Linked DNA regions of Mus musculus: region 2 is linked to region 1. The links are chromatin loops, found by intact Hi-C in ENCODE. Cell type or tissue: left cerebral cortex. All regions are shown on one strand. Links, peaks and the distances in the headings refer to the core of each region. The heading gives the core; the rest is flanking DNA. Region 1 holds the start of Ctnnal1 (catenin (cadherin associated protein), alpha-like 1). Region 2 overlaps Tmem245 (transmembrane protein 245).

Region 1 (8,331 bases), core at 314-8,313:
GCTTAAGACGACTTGGAGAATTGTAGGTAGAGTCTTCTCACCAGTGTCACAAAAGCTTGGTGCCTGGAGGGGCTGTTGTAGTCAGGTTATGCCTTTGTTTTAGACAAGGAAACCAATGTGTGGGTAAAGTAGCTTACGCAGCAGCCAGTTAGCAACCGAATTCAGATGGAACAGGTCCTCTCCATCAGCCTGCCTTCTGCTCCTCCTGTCTTCCTCACGGCTCAGTCACTTTTGTCACACATAAATAAAAAAAGAGAAAAGTGGAAAGTTCCCTATAGCACTTGTATGCACAGTTAATAGAGTTGTAAGAGAAAAGCTGCCGTGGGAGGGGAGATTCCATGGTCAATTAAAATTGAGGAATGCTAACTTATTTCCTTTCCCTGGGCTGTCTGAGTTTCTATTATGCCATGACACATTTTGATCTTAGGAGGGGACAGACTGTTGCACTTGATATTGTTCTCCTGTCCTCGCCCCCATTTCTCTGAGCATCTCAACCAGTTTTTGGTCAAGTTTACAGGTCTTCTAGAAGACGATTTCCAGTGAAAATACTGGCAGTGAGTTTGTTATGGTGCTGCGATGGCATTGGTAACAAGCCCCAGCGGTGCAATGAGCTACCAGAAAGACTTAGCTGCCCAGAGCTGTCCTTGCAAGGAGTTTCTTTCCCACCTGGGGCACACAAAGTCAGTATTTGTGTTTGATTTTGCAAGTTACCCAAGAATTAATTAACTAATGGAAATGTATTGGTGATGTTGATACTGCAGCTTAGCAATGCTTCTGTGTGGCACTTTATAATCTTCAGGCGCCTTTGAGGACTCCCTGTGAGCCAGGCAGTATCGCAGTGACTGTATGGTCAGAGTCCTAGGAGCCCTGAAAAACTGGTTGCTGATTCTGTCTCTTCCCCCTCCTGCCCTCCTCTCTCCGAAGTTTACATCCTAAAAGGATAGAGCCAGAACTTGGTTACAGAGTCTCTGACTCCAAGTCCAAAGTTCTTTATACTGGTCTTTCCTTCTAGCTTTATGTATACAACAAAAGGTATGGAAACAGATCTTCACACTGTTTTTGCTTATTGTGAAAACCAATTCTTTTGTATTGGAGTGACCCAGAAGTGTAACTCTTACTACATTTTGTCCCTGTAGTGCCACTTGTTCAGGGACTTGGATTGTACTCCAGATACTGTTTGATTGTGAAACTAAGATTGAACATACCGCTGTAATTATTTAACTCTGAAAATATATCGCCTCTGCATTCTCAGGTGAAGGAGATGGTTTGAAAGGAAAAATAGTGTTCAGATGAAACAATAAATATTCTTTATTACACAAATGCCGTTTCTTAGCTTTAATTTGCTTTCACAACTTGTTGATGATCTTTGTAAAATGTAAAATATTTATATTTTGAAATAAAGTTACAAATGTTGAATGAAACCGGTGATAAACTTAGCCTCCTCTTTTTGAGGAATTTGAACTTTGTCCAGACTTTCCCTGGGTATCCTACCTTTGGTGCCACTATCTATACTGATGCCAGTATTTTTATGAAATTGGGTCATCTTACATGAGGGAAGCTGTCTGCAGAGTAAGTGTTTACACCATAAAGAGGCCAGAAGAGTCCATAGCTGAGGCAGAAGTCCTCAGTGGTTTGGTGGGAGGCAGCCTTGTAGATCAGGCGTGAGAGAGGGTTAAGGTAAGTGTTGGGAGAAGGAGCCTGGAGAAAGCTCTGCAGCTCAGGGTGCATACTGTTCTTCTAAAGGAGCCAGTTCAATTCCTAACACCTATGTTGGACGGCTGGTAACCCCCTTAATTCAGCTCCAGGAGATCTGATGCCTCTGTCCTTCAGGCACTGCCCTCACGGACACATGCCCACGTGTAGACACACTTTACAAGAAAAAAAGAATTGGAGGATGAGTTGAATTCAGGAGCTCTTTTATACCATTACCGGAGATGCCCATGCTGCTTGGGCAGGTGAAACTGAGTCCTTCAGCTTCCCTTCCAACACTGCAAGCCGAATCCATCAGCCTAACTTGATGAAGAAAGCCAGTCTCAGATTCCTTTTTGCCCCCACGTGTGCTCATTAGCAGCTATGGTCCTTCAAAAATGCTTTATTGTGCTGCTTAGTCAGTCGCTGGGTCCTTCCTAAGGTCAGTGTAGAATCTTTCTTAAGACACAGGCTTCTGAATGCCTTCCTTGGCTTTGTTCCTGGAAACTGGAGGAAAAGGCGCTTTGGCACCTCTTCTCACCACAGGGATTCTGTGTGAGCTCATGGTTGGGCTGAGAGAATGGATTCTTAGCCTTAAGTGACTTCAGTCAGACACATCTTTTCATTCAAGGAGCAGTTAACATGCTGCTAGTTCTTGGCTAATATTAGAAACAATGTTACAAGTTTTTAAAAGGTATTATTTAGCCAGAGCCCAAACTTTTGTTTTTGATTCTCTTGAAGGTGAATTCTAAAGGTAACTGCAAGATACACTGCCTTCTTGCTGAGTATCAAGATATGTGAATATATTATCAAATGTTTCAACTCTGTAAGAGATACAATCAGAACATAGAAGTGGAGGCGAAATGGGACTGTCTTTCCTCGGAAGCCATTGAAAGAAAGATGGTTACAAGTGTAATTGATGTCTCAGTCCCAGGGCAGAGGTTCAACACCATAAAAACATGTAGAAATATTTACGGGAAATCAGAATTGACTTTTGAGGCAAATGGATTTGGTGGAAAGCTTTGTTGGGGACAGTTGTCTTCTGGTAAGAGGCCACATAAACTTGTGGAGGCTCTCGGGTGGCCTGCTCTAGATAAAATTAGGCTTTGGAACTCACCCTTGAGGAAAGAGGCACAGGGGCGGCCAGAGGGCGGGTCCGCGGGGTGGGACTATGGCAGTGGATGGGTGGGGCCGCCCAGGTATTAGGGCGGAGCTGGTGGGGCGTGCCACCCTAGAGGCGGAGCTGATGATCCTGGACTGCTACGCGCCAGACTATGGGTCAGTGGGCGGGACGTAGAGGGGGCTCGGCTAGGGTGCTGGGCAGAACTAGCTAGAGTTGGGTGGCCTCGAAGGCGGGGCCCGCGCGGTGGTACAGGCCTGGGGGCGGGGATACGGGCCCAGGGTCGCATGGAGGCGGGGCCGAAGTAGTGGCACAAGGGTAGGGGTGGGGCCTCGGTGCGGCGAGGCGGCGGGCAACCCGGAGGCTGGTTGGCGGGCAGGCAGAGGTGCGGATAGCGCGCTGTGCTATCGGTGGAGGGCCATGGCCGCTTCTCCAGTCCCGGGCGGTGGCGGTGCGGGAGCTGTCCACTCCTCCAACGCGGCTGGCTTCACCTTCGACTCGGGACTGGAGATCAGGACGCGCTCGGTGGAACAGACTCTTCTGCCCCTGGTTTCTCAGGTACCGCGGCCCCTGGTCCCCGTGTGCGCTGCCCGCGATGGCGGCGGGCGCTCTTTCCTCGGTCCGGCTTGGCGGGGCGGGAGGCGGCGCTGTCCCGCATTGCGCGAGCAAGACGGCGGCACGGCGGGACTCGCGTGGGGGCCCAGAGCCGGGCGGCTACTCCTGGGCTCGCGGTGAAGCGCTGGAAGCGCTGGAGCCCAGCAGGTGCGTTGTTCGGCCTAGGCAGCCGGACCCGCCTGGCCCAGTGGCTCCGAGTGAGGCCCAGCCGCGGGTCAGTAGGACCCCTATGGGGTTCTCTGACTTCCAGAGCCAAGCTGGCGGCCGCTGCTCAGTCGGCCGCCGCTGTCGCTGTCCGCATCGCAGGCCAGACCCAGGCGCTGGGTGCAGACTAAGGCATTCCAGTTTGCCTCTTACTCCAGCGTGTTCTCCAAGGCCTTTGTCCTGTTCCCTTGGTCATGTGTGGGCTCGCCCAACTCCCACCCACTCCGGCCACCTGTCCTGTCTCTCCCTGTCATTTGCCTGCCCACCACCTCTGTCTGCTAGAACTCTGTAGAGTGACAGGAAGGAGTGCTTAATCCTGATTGATGCACACCTTTTGCAAGGTCTCAGTTGGGATTAGTGCATTATTATATTTTGAGTTATAAAAGAAGTCTAGAATCAGCTAGGATGTGCTTAATTAAAAAAAAAAAGTTTGTCTCTCTGAGCTGAGGTATACATAACCCGAGGGCTAGAATTCCTCATCTACAGCTATGGTACTGTGCCAAACACCAAGGGAGGAATTTTGTCTTTGGCTGTGCGTTGGCGATGTGTGACTCATACTAAGCCTGTAACACCTTGGTGACTCATGCCAGGATTACCAAGATTTTAGAGGTAGAAAGAATCTTAAATTATCTTATCCGACTCCAAATTAAAAGATGATTTCTTACAACAACCTCAACTCCTGTCCACCAATGCCTTACATAAACACGTTTAATGAAAGGGAGGTTGTCACTATTCCATAGACTTTTAAATACTGTCTGTTCCAGCCTGGTCGCAAAAATATTTGAAAATTGTAGTTTTATATGCTTCTGAAATTCTTCTAATGCTAATGAAGTAAATATCCCCATTTTCCTCCCTGCATCCTGTGATTAATGGAGCAATGGTGACTATACCTGGCACTCTGTGGCTTTCTGTCTTCCTGAGTAATGCATGCATGCATGGAAGAGCCGCCATTTCCTTTCTAGCACTTACATCTCCTTCCACCCTGGAGACTTCCCCGAACTCCCCATCACCAGAACAACCACACCCCATAAGTGGCGAGGAATGGAGAGAGATGAGAGTGATGGGCTAGAGGCGGATTAGGCTTTACCCATCTCCTTAGTACTAGAAGTTTGCCAGTGCTAACTCATTTAATTCTTGCCACCCCTGAGGTGAGGTGTGGGGTTGTTTCTCTCAGAAGGCAGATGAAGAAGTGGACCGTTAGTTAGATCAGCTAACCTGATGTTAGGAATTTCAACTCTTAAATGCCCAAGAGGGGTTTGAATCCAGGTAGCTTGCCTCCAGTAGTCTGTCTGCTTTTTAGCCACCCCCATGTCCCTTCTAGAGATAAGAGGAGGTGATGTGAGCAGGGCAGAGTAGTTACAAAAAAAAAGTTCCAGTGTAGAAAAACTATCCAGAGAGCTGCAGTCTGAAAAAACAGTAACTTTGTATAGTATCATTGCTAAAACGTTACCAGTACTATGGAGCTGTGTTTTTACCAGTACTATGGAGCTGTGTTTTTTATTCTAAAGCAAGAGAGCAGAAGAGGAAAAGTGTAATTTGCTGCTAAAAATTAACTGGAGGGGAAAAATGCCCTTCCCCGTTTGGTACGTGATGCCTTATTCAGCATCACGGTTGAGGTTCTGTGTCCCACAGTTGTGGCGGTGCCACAGTTCCATGACCGATGTGCATAACGACAGACCATCCTCACAGTATCAAGAGATGCATAAAGCATGGTTAGGGTGCTTGACTGACAAAGTATGGAAGTACATAAAGACAATTTAGACTGATTTCAAAGTTTCACTGAGTTTAAGATATTAAAACTGGAGCTGGGGACATAGCTCAGTTTTTATACATGTGACCCCCAGCATCACATAAGCTATGGCAGTTCATGTAAACTCTGCACTCAGGAAGTGGAGTTTGGGGCCAGCCTGACTCACATGGATCTCTCTCTTCCTCCTCCTCCTCCTCCTCCTCCTCCTCCTCCACGTCCTCCTCCTTGTCATCGTCGTCGTCATCGTCATCCTCCTCCTCCTCCTCCTCGTCCTCTCACCCTCTTATTCTCTTCTCTCCCCCTCTGAGTTTGGGGCTCGGGGTGGGGTGGGGACAGCCCTCTGGAAAACTCACATGCTCAAGAGTTTCTCTTCTATCCGGGCGTGGTGGCGCACGCCTTTAATCCCAGCACTCGGGAAGCAGAGACAGGTGAATCTCTGAGTTCGAGGTCAGCCTGGTCTACAAAGTGAGTTCCAGGACAGCCAGGGCTATACAGAGAAACCCTGTCTCGAAAAACAAAACAAAACAAAAAAAACAAACAAACAAAAAAAAGAGTTTCTCTTCTAAGGATACAGCACTGTTATTCTTATCCACTAATTTCCACATCTCCCTAAGGATATTTTAAGTACTTGAATTAAGAATTTATTATAGTTGCCGCTCTTTAAAGGGCATATATTTTAGCTGGTAGGTAGAGTGTGTACAGGATAGCAAGCACGTATAAAGTATCCGATGAGTTTATCAATAATGCATGCTCCTAGAGCTCAGATGTTGAATCAGGGAGGACACTGTGAAGGAGACAAGGTTTGGGGTAAACAAGTAAGATTAGCATCACCCAATGTGTGGTAGATAGCTGTTATTTTTGTGTTGATTCACTGCCGATTTTCCCAGTGAAAGTCTTGACTTTTAGGTCTTATTCTAGAAAAACAAGGCCTTGTCAGCATCAGAAAATCTGTAGAGTTTTCTGTCTTCACAGATTAGAAATGAAATACTTTCACTGCAATAGATACAGAAAGAACCTTCATTTTCATTCAGCTTCTAATTATAACAAATTATTTTGTAAACTACAAGTAGGAAATGCTGTCCTTTGCTGGGGATGCAGATCAGTGATAAGAGTGCTTGTCTAATGTATACACATAACACGCACGCGCGCACATACACACACAAACACACACACATTCTAAAAATATTGCTGGAACAACCCATGTTAGCTGATAAGGGAACATAACATATTGCTGGAAAAGCCTTTCTTAGCTGATAAGGATATCTACAGGAAACATTATAGCAACAATAAACTTTAAAGATACATTTATTTTTAAAAGGCAGAGACAAGAACTGGTACCTGCTATCACAGACCTGTTGAAATGATGCTGGAAATCCCAGGCCTTCTATGAGACAAGAATCAACAAAAGGTGCAGAGATACAAAAAGAAAAATCAGGAGCCCCGTTGTGTTAGAATTATCAATATAGAAATAGTACATTCATGGAATATACATTCTATGAATGGTTGCATTTGTCTACATTAATTTTTAAAAGACATTAAAATACCAGTTATAGTAAGATATTAAAACAAGAGGTTACTAGAAGGATTTGCATGAGTATATAGCAAAGAAAGCTATCAGATTATGGAGAAAGTCAAAGTAGACTGAGAGAAAAGTACTATGTTCATGTCTAGACCAATAGAAAACTCAAGACATAGCTTTTCCTATTGATTTGTAAATTTAGTGCAATTCCAATGAAACTTTCCATAGAGTTTGGGATAATATTTGGATAAAGTAATTCTAAAAATGTATATGAAAGACCAAAGAACCAAGAACAGTCAGAAGTAAAGCAAGATGTGTGAGCTTACTCTACCTACCTAAGTCCAGATGTAGTGCACTGGGAGTTGGGGGCAGGCAGATCAGTGAGACTTGGAGACCAGCCTGGTCTATGTAGCAAGTTCCAAGCCACAGAGGCTACACATTGAGAACCTGACTCAGAAAAGAAAAACTGAAGTTAGAGGATGGGATAATGGCACAGGGTTGTAATCCCAGCACACATGAGGCTGAGGCAGAAGAATTATTAAGTAACAGGCCATCCTGAGTGACATAATGGGACCCTGTCTAAGAAAAAGGCTGATACTATGACTATCCTAGCAATTCAACCCCTGTCTATATGTGCAGAGAAACCCCTGCAAATATTTGAGACATAGAATCCGAGTATGAATAACATTTTACTTGTGAAGTTCCCAAATGAAAAACTACCAAAATCTTTTAACAGGATGTTTAAATTAATTGTGGAATGTTTAGCCCCAAAGAGTCTATGTATGATTAAAATGACTGAGCCATAGCTGCAAGTCTGTTCTGTTGCTTCCCTTTGCTACTTTGTGGGTTCTTCTTTTTCCCACCCTTTATTTCCTAGGTTTCACTCCCTATCAATAGATAGGAGGGAAGGAAGGAAGGGGGTCCGGAAGAGAGAGAGATCTGAATCTCATTTCTTTCTTTGAGCATGACTACTAACAAACTACAACCAATTCCCCTGAACAACCACCAACTCTCGGGGTCCTAGCATTTATACACCCTCTGAAAAGTTCCCAGAATTCCAAACATCACACAACCGCAGAAACTATTCTGCAGCTGACAAAACCATGCCCCTGACAGAGCGTGAGACAAATCATAGTCAGCTGCTTTGGACAGTCTGAAGCAGCCCCGTATGCTCATACCCAGGATTAATATGAAAGCATATTATAATATTTCTTTTTTTAAAGATTTATTTATTTATTATATTTATATGAGTACACTGTAACTGTCTTCAGACACACCAGAAGAGGACATCGGATCCCAGTACAAATGGTTGGGAGCCACCATGTGGTTGCTGGGAATCAAACTTGGAACCTCTGGAAGAGCAGTCAGTGCTTTTTTTTGTTGTTGTTGGTTTTTGTTTTTTGAGACAGGCTTTCTCTGTCTATCTCTGGCTAT
Region 2 (8,331 bases), core at 221-8,220, 76 kb before region 1:
CTAGGCACTGAACTAGCTTCTGACAGGGCTACAGCTGCACTGTGGTATCTATCAGTCCTGTCCAGCAGGAGGAAGAGACGTCAGATCTGAAAAACTAGAGAGCAGTCAGGTCATATTCTGAACCTGTTGCTGGCAGGCAAAGATCTGCTGGCAGTCAGAACTCCTGGTGCCCTTCAGGAAGGGCAAAGAACCTTTCTCCAAGCACATGTGTTTAAATCTTCAACTTAGGAGGAAAAACAAAACTGATTTCAGTTAAAAGGAAAAGTCCAGTGAACACAAAAATTGGACTAATCCCAGCTGTTGCCCTGGACTCTTAGTAGCTCATGCTGTCTCTGATTCTCCTGCCGTCTGTGCAGGTTTCCAGGTCCTGGCGTTTCTGCTTGCTTTTGGTGCCTCTGTTCACTTTGGTTTGTTAGCAGTCTGTCCTCATGTCTTCTTCCTGTACGCCTCACTTAAGCTCTTTTCTTTACCCTGGTTCCCTCCCAACACTGCGCCCTGGTTCCAGGTGAAACGCTAATCCTTCATGGTACCAGCAGTTCTTTTTCCACAGTTTCGGGTGTGTTGGAATATTGTCTTCACCTAGTGATTTCAGAATCACTAAGAAAAATGTCTTCTGATGTCCCATGCTCGGATTTCCCGGGTAACTTTCCCTGTGATGTACAATTGTGCAAGATAAGTGTGAAAAGTTACTAGTGTCCCCTGCTTCAGCCCTTTTCTCTGCCAGGAATATTTTGATCCCCTCTTTCCTTTTGTTTAGACTTGTTCAGGGGAAAAAGACCATTTCTAGTTTTTGCAGCAGCAGGTTTGTTTTCTCCGTGGCCCTGCCTCCTGTCTCTTTCTTTATGAAGAAGTAGTGTTGGAAACATTGAGGGCTGAAGGATCAGAGGACCTTCCTTGACTTAGAAACTTCGCTGTGGCAGTAACTTGCTTTGTGACCTGTGACCAAGGCCTCACTCTGGGCCCCTCAGCTCCCTTGCTGTGCAAATTGAAGGGCTGGCTTGAATGATGTCTAAGTCCCCTTGAGCTTAGTTCAGGGCCACAAGAGCCTCTTAGGAAGTGCACCCTGGCCAGCCAGCCTCTCAGGGAGGGCTACACCCTTCCACTTGGAAACCTTGAGAGGTTTGTTGCTGCTTACCTGACAGCAGCTGAGAGGAAGTTCTTTCACAACTAGAGACTTAGCTATAAAAACTCCTGACTCTGAAGGACCAGATGACCAAGAGAACAGTTTTCAGAATAGCTGTCTTAAAGGAGAATGAAGTACTTGGAGTAGTTGCTGCTCTAGCAGTGATTGGAGACGGCTTGTTTCTTCTGTCTGAGAGAGACTTAGGAAGTGGGGCCCGGGAGATGGCTCAGCCGGTAAAGTGCTTGAGAGTCTGAGTTTGAATCCTTAGAATCCAATAGAAGCCGTGGAGTGGTGATGGAGACTGGTGGATCCTGGTGGCTTGCTTTCCAGCCAGTCCAGGCAAAATGGTGAGCTCCAGGTTGAGAGACTTGCCTCAGAAAAGGAGAAGGGGGAAAAAGAAAGAAAGGAAGAAAAAAGATGGAGACATGAGTAAGGAAGACATCTCAAAGTCAGCCTTTGTCTCACATGAGTAGGTGTGCCTGCATGCACACATGCACTTTAACACACTGAGCACCTCACTGTGCCATTTCACTGAGAAGTATGTCATGTGTGATTGTGTCTCCTGAAAGGAAAATATGAGTGCCTTACTTGGAGAGCTAACTGAATGCTGCCAAGTTTTATGCCATCTTATGTAATGTCTAGCACACGGGTGCTAAAAGATGGTTGGATTATGTATTTTGGAGAGAGCACAGCATGTTTAAGAGAGGATAAATGTTAGGAAGCCTTCAGGTCAGCTGTGGTTCAGAGATTTAAATTCCCACACAAGCAGGTGTGCTCATGAGGCTGAATGTCTGGGCTAGGGAGGAAAACCCTGTTCTTGGTCATGGTGGCTCTGTAAACCTAGTGCTTGGGAGACCAGGACAGAGGATTGTGACCTTGAGGACAGTTCACAGTGAGGTCCTGTATCCAGACAAAGCAACACTCTTAAGGGTTGGAAAGCCAGCTCGGTGAGAGGGTCTCTGCTGAGTTTAATCCCCTTCCCTTCCAAACAAAGCAGAGACATGCATGACACGTGATCACAAAGCAAGTATAAGTACTTCTCATTGTTTTAGAAAAGCTTACCATACTTGTTATGTAAAGAACAGTTTAAGCAGCATAGAAATTTATATGGTAAAAGTAATTATATATGTGTGTGTATATATATACATATACATATACATATATATATAATATATATATATATATATATATATGATAACCACTATACTACAGAAAGTTTTCCCTATCATACATATCCTGTGTCACAATAATGTATATTAAAACATGGAGTCCCATATACACTGCTCTCATCAGGCAGTTCCTGGCCTCCTGTAGACCCTTTGCTGTTATGGCTTGCAGCTACAGTTTTTCTTTTTCATCTTGTTATGGAATGAATTCTTTTGTCCAAAATGTCTTTTAGAAAATGTTTATGACAAATCTTTGTGTATTCCAACAAATTCAGAGATAAACACTTTTAACTATTGGTAATTAAATTACCCAAAAAGCCAAGTGTTTGTAAATGGCTCTGTCTTTTGAACAAACAGTAGTATTTCTGTGAGTCTCTCTGAAGAACTACATGTAAATGGTTGTAAAACTTTGTAAGGCCCAAGGAAGGACATCTTAAAGGGAACCCCATTTCTTTCCTACTTGGGAAGGAGCATCCCACAGTGTGTAAGCATGTGGCACCCCTGAGCTCCAGCTGCCTGCAGATGGTGACTTTCATTGTTTTTATTGTTGAGTATATTTTTACCATTATACTTTATATGCATAAATTTACACTGTGCTCCTGAATATAGTCGCCACACTCCTCCGGTTCTGAATACATTTGCATTTTTGAAGCTGTATTGTAAACGGCAACTGAATACTCTGTATTTATCTGCACACCGTAGTGTTCATGTAGCACAGTCCTGAAGGTGGAATTAGGGGGCTATGGAGGAGCTGATTGCTTTAACCTGAAGGAAGGTTATCTGTGAGCTTCATGTTTACTGGATAAAAATAACAGTTTTCTTCAGATCAAAATTTCTCTTAAAAAATCTGAGGTATATAATTTATTTCTTAGCAACACAGGTTTCCTTGTGAGTAGAGATAACAGCTTCTCAGAATTTGTCTGGATACACATAAGGAGGTAGATAGAAACTTACTCTGTTTTTAGACAGCTATTAGTTGCTGGAAACATTTATACTCATTGTAGTGAAATATGCTAATTCATAATTTCCACTATGTCGGCATCAGAACTCCAGAAAACTAAGCTACTCGCCTCTTCCCAGGTGCTTGTCTCCCCCACTCTCCTGGCTCTTTTGTTAGTCAACTTGACAAGCTCGAGTTATCTGGGAAGATAAGGGAACCAAGAAAGTGCCTCTATCCGACTGCCTGTAGACAAAGTCTGTAGACATTTTCTTTATATGATGTGAGAGGGCCCATCCTACTGTGGCTGTTGCCACCCTTAGACAGGTGGTCCTAGGGTATATAAGAAAGCAAACTGAGCAAGCCAGTAAGTAGCCTTCCTTCGAGGCTTCAGTTCCTGTCTCCAGGTTCCTGACTTGAGCTCCTGCCTGGACTCCTTTCCATGATAGACTCCGATGTGGAATTGAAAGCAAAACAAACCCTTTCTCCCCCCGCTGCCTGTAGTCACTGTGTTCTATCGCAGCAGTGATGGCCACCTTTCGGCGTCCAGCGTCTGAGAACAGCTATCACAGGCTGCTGCTGCTCTCTACTTCTTCATAAGCTAGAGTCCGCCCACCTAGTCATGGCTGTATCATGGGACAGTGTTCCTTTGCTTTTTTAGCCTGAATTTTATTGCTTACAGTTTGTTGGTGTCTAGTTGCATTTTTATAAACAGACATTCTACATTGACTGCTGGAGTTAGGTGCTCTCTCCAGTCCCTGTTTGTACATTCGGGTTTTGGACCTGAAGGCACAGCTTTGCCCATCTTGGCATTAAATGTAACAATCTTCCTTGAATCAGCACAGCGTCCTGGCCGTGGGTTGGTTACCTTAGGTCTGTAGGTGGGCAGCTTGCCTCTGATCATTCTGTCTCAGTTTTGTGTAACCTGTGGGCTTTGCTAGTACTTTGCCAGAGTTTTGTAAATTTTTTTCACTTAGGACTCCTATTTACCTAAGAAAATTTCGTATGACCTTAGTTATGTAGCTATATAAGACAGGTTTATAATCAAACATTTACTGTTAATAAATCATAACTGTATTTAATTTTATTTTTTACTTTATATGTATGAATGTTTTGCCTGTATGTATGTCTGCGTACCACATGTGTGCAGTGTTTGTAGAGATAGAAGAGGGTGTTAGATCCCCTAGAACTGGAGTTACAGATAATTTTGAGCCCCTATGTGGGTGCTGGGATTAGAACCCAGATCCTCTGGAAGAGCAGCCAGTGCTCTTAACCACTGAGCCATATCTTCAGATTAAAGCAGATTTGTGTGCTAATGAGATAAGTGTGCTTGGGTGAGTGTTTAATCCTGTAGGCACAGCATCTTCAGTATTCTTCAGAGTTCATTGCTAGTTTGATTTTTATAATCAGTGCTGAGAGTGTTGCTTTGCTTAAGTAGGTACATAGTGCAGAATGGCAAGGCTATTTTTAGTGCCATTTCAAAAACTGCTGGAAATTTTCTCATAGGCTCGAGTCGAAAAGCACCTGAGGATTTTGTACTTTTTTTTTTAAGAAATTGGTCAGTGCCAGGCAGTGGTGGCGGATGCCTTTAATCCCAGCTCTTGAGAGTCAGAGGCAGGCAGATTTCTGAGTTCAAGACCAGTATGGTCTACAGAGTAAGTTCCAGGTCAGCCAGGGCTACACAGAGAAACCCTGCCCCGGAAACAAACCAAACTAAACAAACAAACAACAAAAAAAGAAATTGGTCAGCACTTCAAATAGTTTCAAAAATCAACAATTCTAAGAGTGCATGCAGATAGAATAGTTGGTACCCCACATGCTGTGGAATGCTGAGGAAATTCCTAAAATGTTCTTCTTCCATAGCAGGAAGAGGCTTTGTGTAAGAGCTGTGAGTGCAAAGGGGGCCCTTTAGGTCAGAACCAAGGCTTTAGTGAAATCACGTGACTCCACTGCAGGAAGCACCTCCGACTTCTACGTATATGATTTTGGATTACATTTTCATTGTTGCATGTTCAGAACCTATACTACTGACAGACAATTTTCATGACCTTCACATTCCTTTATACCTATGTCACAGCCCATAGGTTTAGAAGCTGGGTTCTAGTCTGGCTGTTGAGTGACCAACAGGATCTGTGTGGCATAGGGAGAAGTCCAGCCCTTCCCTCAGGGTCACTATTTTACCACTTTGTAATTACTGAAATCGATTGTATCTTCATTATGAAAAGGACTCTATTTCAGACTCTACCTTTTTTTTTCCCCCTAGCACCACTTGTTTCTCCTTTACTAGGGCTGCAGTGATGGCTCAGTAGTTAAGAGCACTGGTTGCACCTGCAGAGGACTGGGGTTTGATCACCAGCACCCACGTGGTAGGTCACAACTGTCACAACCTTGACACGGGGTGCTCCAGTGTCCTCTTCTGGCTTCTGAGGGAACCAGGCACGCACTTGGTACACGGACATATGTGGAGGCTAAATATACCCATACACACAAATACAAATTGTTATTTGTTAGTGTTCTCGTGAAGAAAGAGTTATGTGGATGTAGGGGCCTTGGCAGCTTGTGATGATCGTTTATCTGTAGTGATAATCGTTAGTGATAATCCTTCAGCTGTAGGGTTGGGAAATGGAGGAGGAACCATGGCTGGTTCTCTTTTCAACTTTTGCTGTTTCTTCTTGTAATATTTTTTTTCAGATACCCTTTTTAACTGGTGCATATGACTGTAGGTTAGGGTCTCAACATCTGTCACTTAGATTATCAACTGGCTTATACTTTAGCTAGCTCTTCTTTGTTTTCAAAATAACTACTTTCCTACTTACATTTTATAGGCTAAAGTATGGGCTCTTTTTAGCCTTTTTCTTTTTTAGGGTCCCTACCTTCATATTAGTCAACAGAAACTTCTAGGAATTCTACAAGATCAACTGTAATTTAAATATGGTACTTACATATAACTTTTATTTTTAAAAAAACTAGTTAAATGGGGGAATTAGAACAGTTCCCAAACCAAAAATTGTATGAGTGTTTCTGGTAAAAATAAAGATCTATTTTTTTTTTTTTAAAAGTTAAATGGATTTTGAACTTTTGTATGTCTTAAAACAATGTACTTTATTAAGTATATAAGTATCACTGCCTGGGTTTCAAATGCCTATTTAAACATAACTAAATGAAAAAGGAAGACCCAGGCAGGCCACCCATAGCATCCTGTCTGTGCCGTGTCCGGAATACTTACACTATACAGATGCTGCAGATATTGTGTAACATATGCTCTTTGTTGTATATATGTTACAACTCTGTCTTATTTATTTAAGATCTGGACATTGGTAGTTGGCTACGTGCTGATGGTTTCATTCAAGTGGAATGCAAGCACTCAACGGTATTTGAGAGCAGTTTCGATTCCTGTGTGGATGATACTGCTTTTTCATATAGGTGAGTCCTTTCTTCTTCTTCAAAACAGCCGCCCAGTAACTGTAGTTTAAGAGGCTGATCAGTGGATGTGGGTCTTTGTATGTTGCACTAGAGATGCTTTAACATATTCTGTAGAAACTGTTGCGATTTGAGCTTTCGCTAATCTTCATCCAAGATACTCTGCTTTCAGATGTTGATCTTTAAGTTCCCTATGCATTCTTTACTAAGTTCTTGACAGTAAGTGTGCAGTGGGTAACCTTCTAGCTCACTTTGCTTGTGGCAAGCTTGGGGAGGAGATGGAAAAGCACCCAAGGATGATGAGAGGCTTGGGCCTTGTTGAGTTTGGGTCTGGGTAAGAAGGAGGTCTTGGGGTAGGAATGGGGGAGGAGGTTAGACAAGAAGAGTGTATGAAATACAAAAACCTCTTCCTAAGAGGTGTTCATCCTGTGAAAGAGTGGCTTAAGCACTTGTGTGTCACGAGGGAGAGATGCCAGAGCTTCAGGGAGCAGCGGGAAGACCGTTGATGGCTTAGCAGAGACGGTGCACGCCAAGGCTGCTCAGTCATGAGTTTCCTGCTCGGTGGGGCAGCTCACTGTTAGCTGGGGCCAGAGTGCTGCTGCTGCATGCTCTTGAATGGCTTTTCAGCATGACTCACATGACTGGGCAAGACTTGTAAGACTGAGTTGATAGAACTACTAAGTTCTACTTTAAAAAGAAAATAGTTGAGCAACTTAGAGCAGCAGATAACCTAAAGTTGTTTTTAGAGTCGTTTTTATAAATTGTGTTCCCCCTCTCCCCAAAGGAAGCAGCAGCCAAGCCCAGCTGTCTGTAAATGTCTTGCTCAGGGTCTGGCTTTGAGAGGTACTGTCTGCAGGTTTATGGAGTTGGAACGATGAGGTTTATCTGCAAGGTCTCCTGATGATGTATGTCAGTCACTCAGGTTATATTTGCAGAAGGCAGAAGAGGACTCAGGGAAGGCGGGTGCTTGGGGACTTAGCTGTGTACTGTGGGAGTTCTGGATACAGTTTTGGGGCCTGTTGGGTCCTTTTTGAAACTCGAGTTCTAACCTAGTGATATTTCAGAGAAACAGGCTGGTTCCCTGACTTCAGGGTTTGTGTCTACGACTTTGTTTGTCGTGGTGTCAGGTGCTGCATAGGGGTGAACTTGAGTTTGGGGTAATGTGAAACCTGTGGGTATGTGGGGGTGCATATGATGGCCTGGAGATTGACCTCTTAAGGGTAGGTTGGCACATGCCTTCATCCTTTGAGAGCAAGGGTGAAATTGTTCTTTCGTTAGAGTCTACCTGTATGAGGGCCTTTTAACAATGTTTTTCCCTGTGAAATAATCTCTTAATTTTCCTGTATATCAAATTGTTCTATTAACTGAAAACATGACTTCTTACTACTTTTCAGCATCACTGGCTGGCTCATGGAGAATTCCAGTATTCCTGGTTATTGTTTTCCTGATGTCTGTGGGCACCCTTTATGAAAAACAGAATGAGAAGGAGTCGGCTGGTAAGACAGTCTTTTATGAGTGCGTTCTTAGTGTTTTGGAAGGATAGCTGTCTGTACTGCTGTGATAAATACCATGACAAAAGTGGCTTGGGGGGGGGGGGGGAAGGGTTTATTTCCTCTTCTAACTCTCAAGTCAAAGGTCACACTCATTGCAGCGAGGTCAGCTCAGGACTGAAGCTGATCCAGAGG

What was found. A loop is a pair of places that touch in the nucleus more often than their neighbours do. Peaks named below come from ENCODE experiments on the same cell type or tissue, not always from the same donor. Only the 100,000 strongest peaks of a DNase experiment are listed, where the experiment ranks them.
Region 2: a loop joins it to region 1, with 2.2 times the contacts of the local background. A loop is called at or near these places in 2 of 42 quality-filtered maps.

What each region holds. Positions count from the first base shown.
Region 1 is chr4:56,860,013-56,868,343 of GRCm38, reverse strand. It overlaps Ctnnal1 (catenin (cadherin associated protein), alpha-like 1), which reads left to right and starts at 3,133. Exons shown (of 19, transcript NM_018761.3): 1 at 3,133-3,367. The coding sequence starts at 3,230. In left cerebral cortex, for the core only: a CTCF peak has its summit at 3,443; DNase peaks (open chromatin) are centred at 3,026, 3,851, 4,159, 4,563 and 1 more place; H3K4me3 peaks cover 2,412 bases; H3K27ac peaks cover 2,068 bases.
Region 2 is chr4:56,936,180-56,944,510 of GRCm38, reverse strand. It overlaps Tmem245 (transmembrane protein 245), which reads left to right. Exons shown (of 18, transcript NM_001369260.1): 2 at 6,532-6,649; 3 at 8,041-8,142. Among named protein-coding and RNA genes, the nearest start is that of Tmem245, 7.1 kb to the left of the region's middle. In left cerebral cortex, for the core only: no CTCF peak of the experiment used is centred there; DNase peaks (open chromatin) are centred at 1,706, 2,833 and 3,837; H3K27ac peaks cover 1,765 bases.